Linked DNA regions of Homo sapiens: region 2 is linked to region 1. The links are chromatin contacts, found by Hi-C or POLR2A ChIA-PET in ENCODE. All regions are on one chromosome and are shown on one strand. The core of a region is the stretch at or near the end of the contact, and the rest is flanking DNA. Distances in the headings are between cores, read along the strand shown. Region 1 overlaps LOC105376387 (a long non-coding RNA gene). Region 2 holds the start of LINC02642 (long intergenic non-protein coding RNA 2642).

Region 1 (4,988 bases), core at 1,643-4,142:
TTTCACAAAATTATATTTTGATGCTGACAATTTGCAGTGAGTATTTTCTGGCTCATAGTATGCCTGTTCAGCATGCAGATTTGTTTCATTTTATTTAACTTATGCCTTGCCTATTTGTTCTATTTCACTCATCTTTGAAAATTCTGGCCGGGAGCAGTGGCTCACACCTGTAATCCAGCACTTTGGGAGGCCAAGGAGGGTGGATCACTTGAAGTCAGGAGTTTGAGACCAGCCTAGTCAACATGGCGAAACCACCTCTACTAAAAATACAAATATTAGCCAGGTGTGGTGGCACGCACCTGTAATCCCAGCTACTTAGGAGGCAGAGTCAGGAGAATCACTTGAACCCAGGGGGCAGAGGTTGCAGTGAGCTGAGATGGCGCCACTGCACTCCAGCCTGGGTGACAGAGCGAGACTCTGTGTCAAAAAAAAAGAAAGGAAGGAAGGAAAGAAGGAAGGAAGGAAGGAAAGAAGAAAGAAAGAAAGAAAGAAAGAGAAAGAAAGAAAGAAAGAAAGAAAGAAAGAAAGAAAGAAAGAAAGAAAGAAAGAAAAGAAAGAAAAGAGAGAGAAAGAAAGAAAAAATCCAGTGACATTTATTTTACATCTATCATTTTCTTTCTAGGGCTTTTTCACTATATGTTACTATATTACTTTATTTTTCTCATTTCTATCCTTCAGGACTCTTTGTCTTTTTATCACGCCGTCGATTCTCTCTTGTGACCACTGGATTTCCTTTTCGTTTCTATGACGGTTTCGCTTTTTCTTCTATTTATTTTCTGAGTTCTCCTCATTCCTGTCTTATAACCTGCAGTTGTCTCTCGGCATTCTCCTGGAATTATTACATTTCCACTTTGTGGCATTCCTTCTTAGTAGTAATTGCTTCATTATGCTCCTTAAAATCTGGCAAAATGTTTGGTTGCAGTTCATCTTTGCTCAGTGGCACTGTTTTTAGGAGAATAATCCGTATCAGTTGGAAAGCTTTGCAGATCTTTTCCACATATTTATTCACAATAAATTTTCTTACTGTTTATCATTAAAAACTTGGTTTTTTATGACCCAGCTATTGGCAGACTAGTCCTATAGGCAGAGACAAAGCAGGGCAGTCCTGGCTTCACAGCAAAGGGCTTATTCCTTCACTGCCACAGAAACAGAATGCTCACTGTGAATATTGCTCTTCTGTGTGAGACTGGATTTCCATTTCTGGGGCCATCGTGACTTCTACCACCAGCTTTCCTTGTCCTGGCACAAGATATCCACTGTTGCAAATGAGAAATATAGCTCTTGTACTACCAGACTATCAGTTTTTGCATTTTTATGGATCTTCCTGAATTTTCCTTCTTATGAGTCCACTCATTACTCTCTGAGCTTCTGATTTTTCCTACTCTTTCCTACTGCTCTTCCTTCCATCTGCTTCTGCCTTATTTGGGGCTTTTGAAAGTCCCTACAGGTATTTTGAAGTCAGCATATCATCTGATTTCTAAATTTCATGGACAGTTGAATTTGCAGGACTTAGGAAATTCTTCTAGTTTTTTGTTTGTTTGTCTGCTTGCTTCTTTAGGAGAAGAAGGAGAAAACACTGATGGATATAGTCATGTTCATAAGAAGATCTCTTCCGAGTGTTTGATGCAACCTCTGCTTCCGCTATCCCATCTTCTCACACTCCCCTTTGTGCTAGTTCTTCTCATCTGCATGCAGCTTCTTTCCTGTCATTTGACCATCATGGAGAAGCTCTTTTTTCATGAACATTTTCCTTCTGAAAACCACATATGTCCCACTGTCAGTTTTGCACATCTATTTCATTATCAGACTTGAAAATGTATCCCTCTTATCCATTTCCTTACTTTATCAAAAATGTTGGAAATGAATAACATATGGAATGTACATTAACTTAGTTACCATCATTTTAGTTGTCCATCACCAGTACCTAATCATGATGGTTAGTTCATGGATGAATTTTCAACGAATATGCATGCAACAATGCTAGGTGTGTCAATGATGGTTCCTTGACTTAAATGAAGTATATGGTCTGCTTAAATCACCTGCCTTTTTCTGTGATCAACTAATTTAAATTAAGAAATGAAATAAAAAATTATAGCAGGGAGCCTTGAAGGTAGGTTGAAAACTGTCTGCTGAGTCAGTAGCTCTATTTTTATCCAAACAGACAAGAAGACAGCAAGCCCCTTGACTTGTGGTTTCCGTTCTCTCATTTCCTGTGTGCACCCACATGAACCATGTGCCCTCCCTGACTCCCTGCCTCCACGTCTAGAGAAGGAGGCGTGGGTCTTCTCTAATTCCCCTTGTGTGCTTGACTTGTTCCCCACCACCCAAGGGCTAAGGCTTAGGCACTGCGTTGAAAACTTCAGCACAGCAGGGAACCTCAGCCACTCTGTCTTCTATCCATCCTCCCTCATGTCTTCTCTGTACTCCTGTCTCTATCAGTTGGCACCTGGGCCTCCGCCTGCCTTCACCTCCTTGTCTCCATCCTTGCAATGAATGCCGTAGTATGACCACCTCTTCTTCTCCAGTGTAACTTCACTCTGGCACTATTTTCTGAAACTTGTGGACCCTCCATGCCACAGCTACCCTAAACCCACTCTCCTGAGAAGCCCCAGTTCCCAGAACGGAAGTCCAGGTCGGCCCTCGGCCGCCACACTTCCCTAAACAGCAGCTGCCTAAGAGTCTGTGAACCTGCACAATTTTCACTAGCAGTGTCTCAACAATTAGCCGGTGCCTCACAAGTGGGGCAGATGGTATAGCCAGGAATGAGAGTTTCATGTTTCTTCTGATTCACATGCATTCCTATCTAAAGGCTGTTTCCTTTTAGAGACAAACTAATTTTTTCTCTTTCGTCCTTTGCCTGGGCTTTATGTTTACTTCTACAAGCTGGCACTTCCGATGGTTTCTAGAGAGCTCATTGGTGCTCTCTCTCTCTCTAACACACACACACACACACACACACACACACACACACACACTATGTACACACCTCACAGGAAATGGAAACTTGTTCCCATTATGGGTCCTGAAACAAAGCTCTGTGGATATGCATGTGCTACTTAGATTTTCTATCCCAGGAAATGAGTTTAAATACCTACCTCCCCAACAAATTTTTTTTTCAGAGACAACAGACCTCGGAAGACAAGTGGAAGTTGAAACTCTCCTTGAATGCGGTTCTTGGGAGTTGGAAATCTCCATTGCCGTTGCTTCCCCATGGAAGGCTTTGCAGTGCTAAATGGCTTATCTCCATGACAACCAGAAGAGCTGGTTGTTGTTTTTTTTTTTTTTTTTTTCTGCTGGACATTTTTTTCTAGATTTTACTTCATATTTAAAATAATTAAAAGTGTTTATCTCAGTACACCACAACCAGTCATTTACTGGGCCAGTGTCAGGAGGCAGTTCACATCCGTTTGGGGTCCACTCAAACCACCTCCATGCTGTCGGCCTTCAAAGTTTCCAAGAGGTTTGGTTTCTCTTTGAAATCTGGCTTCTCACTTGCGCACTGTATAACTTTTAAACAGATTAATTTTTTTAGTTCCTTATATATAAGTTTTCTGCATGTAAAAATTTAAGATAATTTTATGTCAAGAAGAGCAGAGAAGATGTATTAGATAAAGTGTGAGAGACTGCCTGATAGAGCTGAACACATGGGAAGCATACAAAATATTCATCTCTCTGCTTATTCGTTTCCTTAGCAGAATATCTGGCTGCAGCTTACTGTAGCCATCCTGTCATCAGTTCCCAAACGGGAGGAATGCCATGGTCTCTTGACAGAGGCTCTCTTGCACTGTTGGAGGCAAGGGCCTGCTGTCCTGTCAGGTTGGCCCATTTATCCAGTTACTCGTGAAATATCTTGTTCTCTCAGAGAATCAACCGGCGGCTGTGTGCTGACTTCACAAAGAAAAATCCATTCTCTCACCAAGTAGTTGTCAAGCATAATAAAGAAAAACTGGCAGAATAATTGGGGTGGTTGCTGAGTCTAACTCAATATCGTATGAAAGAAAATATATGGAACAGTGGTGTTTAAAGAGAACTGCACACCTCTGTTTGTATGGCAGGCTCAAACACAGCCAGTCAGACGTATGTAGAGTCAAAGTGAGGAAGTGGAGGTCATTTAGACTACTGGTAGACCCAGAATTCGAGCCAAAACAGAAGCAGAAAACAGAAATAGATGCTTCAGGATCTGTCTCTCTGCCAAGCCAACCCAGCGATTCTCATCAGAAACCTCAACAAACAATTGGAAGAGAAACAGGTAGAAATTGTGGTTCAATTTTAAGGTATCATTGTGTTTATTTTGAAGCACTTTTTTCTTCAAGATGGAAATCATTTTAGTGTCTTATTTAGTTATAAATGTGATGAATACTTGCTGCAAAAACAATCAGAAGAAACAGTTTTATTGCTTTATTTAGTTAAAATGTGATGTAAAAACAACCAGAGGCTACAAAAAATAGAAAAAAGAAAAGAGAAAAAAGATGAAAGAAGGACAAGAATGAAAGAAAGGAAGAAAAAGATGAGAAGAAAACACGTGAAAGGGGTCATAGTATGCCACCCCAAAATATATTATTTTGGGACATTGATTATTTTGAGCTGTAGATGATCAAGAAACAGCAGATCCAGGAAGATTATTTAGAGCTGAAGATGATTGAGAAATAGCAGATCCAGGAAGAGCTGTCTCCCCACTTTCTATGTATATAAAAGTGGGGCATAAATTTTCTGTAAGAAAAGTACCCCCCAGGTGCCAGGAAGAGGAGAGAATTTTTGTCAGAGATGGGGAGTCGAAGCTGAGATGAATCCATACAAACAAGCCTACTAAAATTATATTTGCCTTCCATTAATTTTCCCTATGTATTTCTTAGTAACTGTCCCATGGTTTGCCTCCCCAAACCCAAACCCCTTTCTCCCTTGACTGTCCATGTCTCCATAATTTATTATTATCTGTTAAAATGATATATAGGTTCTTGTGCCTTTTCACCTCTTTGAATTCTCATTTC
Region 2 (4,988 bases), core at 1-2,500, 540 kb after region 1:
TCTCACTATCCATAAAAATGAACACAAAAGGGATCAAAGACTTAAATGTAGGTGCTAAAACTGTAAAACTGCGAGAAAAACACAAAAACATAAGTCTCCATGACCTGAAGGGTTAGGCAATAGTTTCTTTTTCCCCAGAAAGTCTGGCTGACCTTAAAAGAGCCTGCTTCACACAGCATTAAAGATCTGTTTCACACCTGATGCATTACTCTTGCAATAGGCAGGGCTGTCTATGCTATCCTTGTAACATAACTCTTGCTGTGGCTGAAATGAACACACTTAGGCGGTGTACACACACACATACACACATACAGCATGGTCGCAGCCACTCATAAAGCCTGGATCAGTCTCTTCAAATCCTACATGGGCTTCAGCCTAGATAGTCACTGGGAACAGCAACCTCTCAGGGTTAAGCCAGGAACACTACAGTCATGCTGATCCTGAAACTGTTTCAAATATAGCCTGGAGTATTTAATACCTTTATAAACGGAAATGAAACTGGGTTAAAATAACGACCCAAACCAGATGGCGCAAATGTTCTGTTCTCTTCAGAAACTGAAAGAGGAACAAAAAAGAGACTCCTTCCCAAGGGAGCAGGTGCAGCTGCTGGGGAGCATCGGGGCTTTTCCTGAGCGCTGCAGACACCTACAGCCTGGGACCACGTGCTGCTCAGAATGCTCATTCTCTGATTTGTAAGCAATTAATATGGCTGTGACAGCAGCAATCCGGACACAGCAATGCAGAATTCTCAACACAATTCTACTTCCTAGCTCTAGTATTTGCTGAAATGTGCAACAACATGTTCTATAAATCAACTAAAATTTGTTGAGTGTTTACTGTGAGCCAGACACTGTTGTACCAGTATTACTGCAGTAACTCATTTAATCCTTACAACAATCTTACGAGATGGATTCATTTTTCCAAAAATGTACATTGAAACCTAAGCAAGTTAAGTAATATGCCCAATTCATAGAGCTTCTCACCAGAGTTTGGATTCAGGTCATCTGACTCCATAAGCCAGGTGTTTAGCCCTTACTCTCTTTTGCCAAACTGCTAGAATTATAAAAAAAACTGCAAAATGAAATCATTCATTCCTTGGTGTATTTGTTTTCTATTGTCACATTACCAGAAATTTAGCGGCTTTTAAAATAACACAAATTTATTTACTTACAATTTTGAAGATCAGAGTTTGGGGCTAAAATCAAACTGTTGGCAGAGCTTCATTCCTTCTTGAGGCTCTAAAGGAGAAGCTATTTCTTTACCTTTTGCAGCTTCTAAAGGCCGCCTACGTTCGTTAGCTGGTAGCCCCCTCCTCCATCCTCAGAGCTCGTCACTACAGCCTCTGATTTTGCCTCTGCATCTCCTTTCTCACCCTGACTGTCCTGCCAGTCTCTTATCAGGACCCTTGTGATTACACTGGGTCCCACTGAATAATCTGGGATAACCTCCCCATATCAAGTTCCTTAACTCAATCACATCTGCAAAGTCCCTTTGCCATCTAAGGTAACAGATTCACAGGTTCCAGGCCCTGGGATATGGACATCTTTTGGGGATGGTCATTATTCTAACACAAATAAGGAACTAATAAGCCCACCCATGTATCTGCATCATATGTTTCTTAAAAAGAAAAAGAAAAGAAAGAAGAATAAAACACAAGTCTGCAAGTTCATAAAGCACTTAGAAACTATCGGTGGTCAATATGGGGGTCACGTGGAATTGTCCACAATGTCTACTTCTTGGTAGGTTTGTACAAAATCAACAACTGTGAAAAGTTTCACATTAAATTCAAAATCAATAGCAGAGAGAGTTGAGAAAATCCCAAATATGTGGAATTAAACAATACATTCCTAATAACCAATGAATCAAAGAAAAAAAATCACAAGGGAAATTTGAAAATACTTACAGATGAAGGAAAATGAAAATACAACATACAAAAACATATGGAATGCCACAAAAGCTGCTCATAGCAGCAGCATTATTCATTATAGACAAAAAAAGTGGAATAATTCAAATGGCCATTAAATGATGAATGGATAAACAAAATGTGGTATATTCAAACAATGGAGTATTATTCAGCCATTAAAAAGGAATGAAGTGTTGAGACATGTTATGACATGAATGAACCTTGAAAACACCCTGCTCAGGGAAAGGAGCCAGGCACAAAAAGCCACATATTATGATTCCATTTATATGCAATGTCCAGAATAGGCAAATCCATAGAGACAGAAGGTAGGTTAGCAGTTGCCAGGGGCTGGGGGGAGGGAGGAATGGGGAGGACCTTGGTGCCTCACCAGAGCACACACCAGCTAACCTGTGATGGCCATGTGGCATGAATGAGAAACAGACATTTGCTGTTTTATTTAATTTTTTAATTTTTTTTGGGGGAGGGGGACAGAGTTTTACTCTTGTCACCCAGGCTGGAGTGCAATGGCGTGATCTCGGCTCACTGCAAACTCTGCCTCCTGGGTTCAGGTGATTCTCCTGCCTCAGCCTCCCGAGTAGCTGGGACTACAGGAATCTGGCACCACACCCAGCTAATTTTTTTTTATTTTTATTTTTAGTAGAGATGGGGTTTCACCATGTTGGTCAGGCTGGTCTTGAACTCCTGACCTCAGGTGATCTGCCCACCTCGGCCTCCCAAAGTGCTGGGATTACAGGCATGAGCCACCGCGCCCAGCCCATTTGCTGTTTTAAACCAGTGAGATCTGGGGCCTTGTTTATTATCATGGAATTCTAGTCCGTCCTGATTAACAGAGGGTAATGGATAACCCGAGGGCATTTTTCCAATATCCCAAAGGGATGGATAATTAATTACGCCCCCCCCCCCTTCTATTTGGAAATTTCACTGCAAGTTCTTCTAAGTACTCTTAGGACAGGCAACAGCTGAGTGGTCCCGATGAGCCCAGGACATCTCTGATTATTTGAATGGACTTCTCTTTCCCCTCCAGGTGCAGCTGGCTGTAGCAGAATGTGGTTTGAGAGTCCCAGCAGCGCCCTGAGGCCTCTGCCTGCTGAGTTCCTCCCATGAGTCTTCAGTCTCCAAGAACTGAGCTCTACTCTCACGGGCCCCAGCCTCACTCACAGGGACCCTCCAGTCACCTTTTTTATTTTCTATTTTTATTTATTTTTTTGAGGTGGAGTCTCGCGCTGTCACCTAGGCTGGAGTGCAGTGGCGTGATCTCAGCTCACTGCAACCTCTGCCTCCTGGGTTCAAGTGATTCTCGTGTCTCAACCTCCCCAGTAGGTAGGATTGAAGGCGTGCGCCACCACGCCCGGCTAATTTTTGTATTTTTAGTAGAGATGGAGTTTCGTCATGTTGGCCAGGCTGGTCTCGAACTCCTGACCTCAGGCAGTCACCTCCTTTAGATGATGGCCTTTCTTTGGGGGTTTCTCTGTTGTCCCCACCTCTGCCACTGTCCCTGTATTCTACCCTGCCTCCCTAATCTACCCACCCTGGACTAGACTGAAAGACCTGGACCTGGATTGAATGTGGAACATCTCTTACCGGACTTGGTTGTAGGAATATGACCATGCATTCATTGCAGATGCAAGTTAAAGAAGAATATTTTAAATATTGTTGGCTTAAGCCAGGCGGCAAAATATTCAAACATAAAATCTCAGATGCAGCCAAATCAGAACAGCGTGTTCTGGTGACGCGTTTCGGCAAACGCAATCATTCACGGGCTCCTCTGAGCCTAATTAAGCAAAAGCCCAGCTGGGGGCTACAGGAAAAACAACTGTGGATTCTACCTTCATTGCAACAGGTTACAACTGCTGATTTATGCCTCTCGGCAGGAACAACTGGCCCTGGGCCAGGGAGATCACGGAGGCAGCCAAGGAGCCCATGGGTTGCCCCCCTATCCCGGTCCACCCCACGGTGAGGACAGTGCCCTCAGTCACCAAATGCTCAGGATTTACATGAAGTGGGGTAGTCAGAAACTGCAGAGAGTCCATGGAAAGATAGGGGTCACCTCTTGGGGACAGCCAGGACCAGCCCTGCACTGAGTCAACACTTCTGCTGTTCTGCCCCTGAGCCTTTGCTCCCCCATCTCTCGCCGGTCGTTTCCTGCCAAGCGTCTGGTGCCTTCCTGCTGATCCCAGCTGTTTCTTCCCAGGGGCGTCCTAGCAACCATTCAGCCCTTGCATCCTTTCCTTTGAAAGGCCACCAGTCTCCCTCCTTCCCTCGAGCAGGAGGACCGCAGAGCGCACCCTGACGGAAGCGTTCACACTCAAGTGTTTATGGTTGCGTGTCTTCTTGCACAGGGATGTCTGCGTTTCCAATACCGGCTTCTGGACAGGACTCACTCCGAGAAATAAATGTGTAATGGATATTTCTTTTCTAGAACAAATGGGGTGGAAGTGGGAGTTTTGGCATCTCTTGAAATTTCATTTCGAGGTAAAATTTCATTTTGAGGTAAAATTATGAGAATTTCATTTCATTGTAAGGCCGTTCTTGCTGGCCAACTGAAATGTGTGTTGGAAGAAATGCAAGGGGCTCTTACGAAGCAGATGTTCAGGGCAGCACAGACGCTCATAGGCTCAAGAGCAGACAGACAGGGAAGGAGCTAAAAAGGGAAAGCTTTTTCTCAGATAGCACAGCTAGTTCCTAAGACTAAGGGTCATGCCCCAGCTGCTGCAGCATTTTCCCAAGTTCTCTGTTTCTTCTAAAATCACACATTTTCTCAGTGCTTTTTGGCTTACTACCTTTAATAGGCATATAAACGTTTTAAAAACTCATATCAGTATTGATAGCTTTCCTATAGATTAAACGTATTCTTAAACTCCCACTGCCCACATCCACCAAATAGAAACACAATGAATTTTAAGGCAAAAGCACTCCTTGCTTTAAGGTACCCGTAATATTACCCGCTGTGATATTGTTGTCTGTCCCACTATAAATCGTGTCCCATTATTATGAATAATTATCTTTCAATAAGGGTTAATTTAGAATTCTACACTCTTTCTTTTTTTTTTTTAAATTAAAATGT

What was found. Hi-C counts contacts between places; a loop is a spot of excess contacts on that map. ChIA-PET counts read pairs that join two places held with the same protein, here RNA polymerase II (POLR2A). Pooled maps may share reads with other maps.
Region 2: a map of B cell shows a loop between it and region 1 (13-fold over the local background). The contact joins the promoter of LINC02642 here to the enhancer-like site in region 1. A Hi-C loop is called at or near these places in 3 of 168 maps with a recorded cell type or tissue (B cell, OCI-LY7 and naive thymus-derived CD4-positive, alpha-beta T cell), 33 of 37 single-sample maps with no recorded cell type and 14 of 50 pooled maps. POLR2A ChIA-PET finds 5 or more read pairs at or near these places in 3 of 52 experiments (CD4-positive, alpha-beta T cell, activated T-cell and activated naive CD8-positive, alpha-beta T cell).

The regions. Positions count from the first base shown.
Region 1 is chr10:6,925,504-6,930,491 of GRCh38, forward strand. All of the region lies in intron 3 of LOC105376387 (a long non-coding RNA gene), which reads right to left. Among named protein-coding and RNA genes, the nearest start is that of LINC00707, 150 kb to the left of the region's middle. RefSeq lists enhancers at 2,392-2,811, 2,543-2,632. Within about 2 kb of position 2,893, at least 13 of the 41 ENCODE cell types and tissues checked have a DNase peak (open chromatin) inside an H3K27ac peak, as active enhancers do; they include B cell, CD4-positive, alpha-beta T cell and OCI-LY7, where a contact is called at or near this core.
Region 2 is chr10:7,471,599-7,476,586 of GRCh38, forward strand. LINC02642 (long intergenic non-protein coding RNA 2642) reads right to left here and starts at 1,251. Exons shown (of 4, transcript NR_184109.1): 1 at 1,172-1,251. RefSeq lists enhancers at 390-589, 600-699.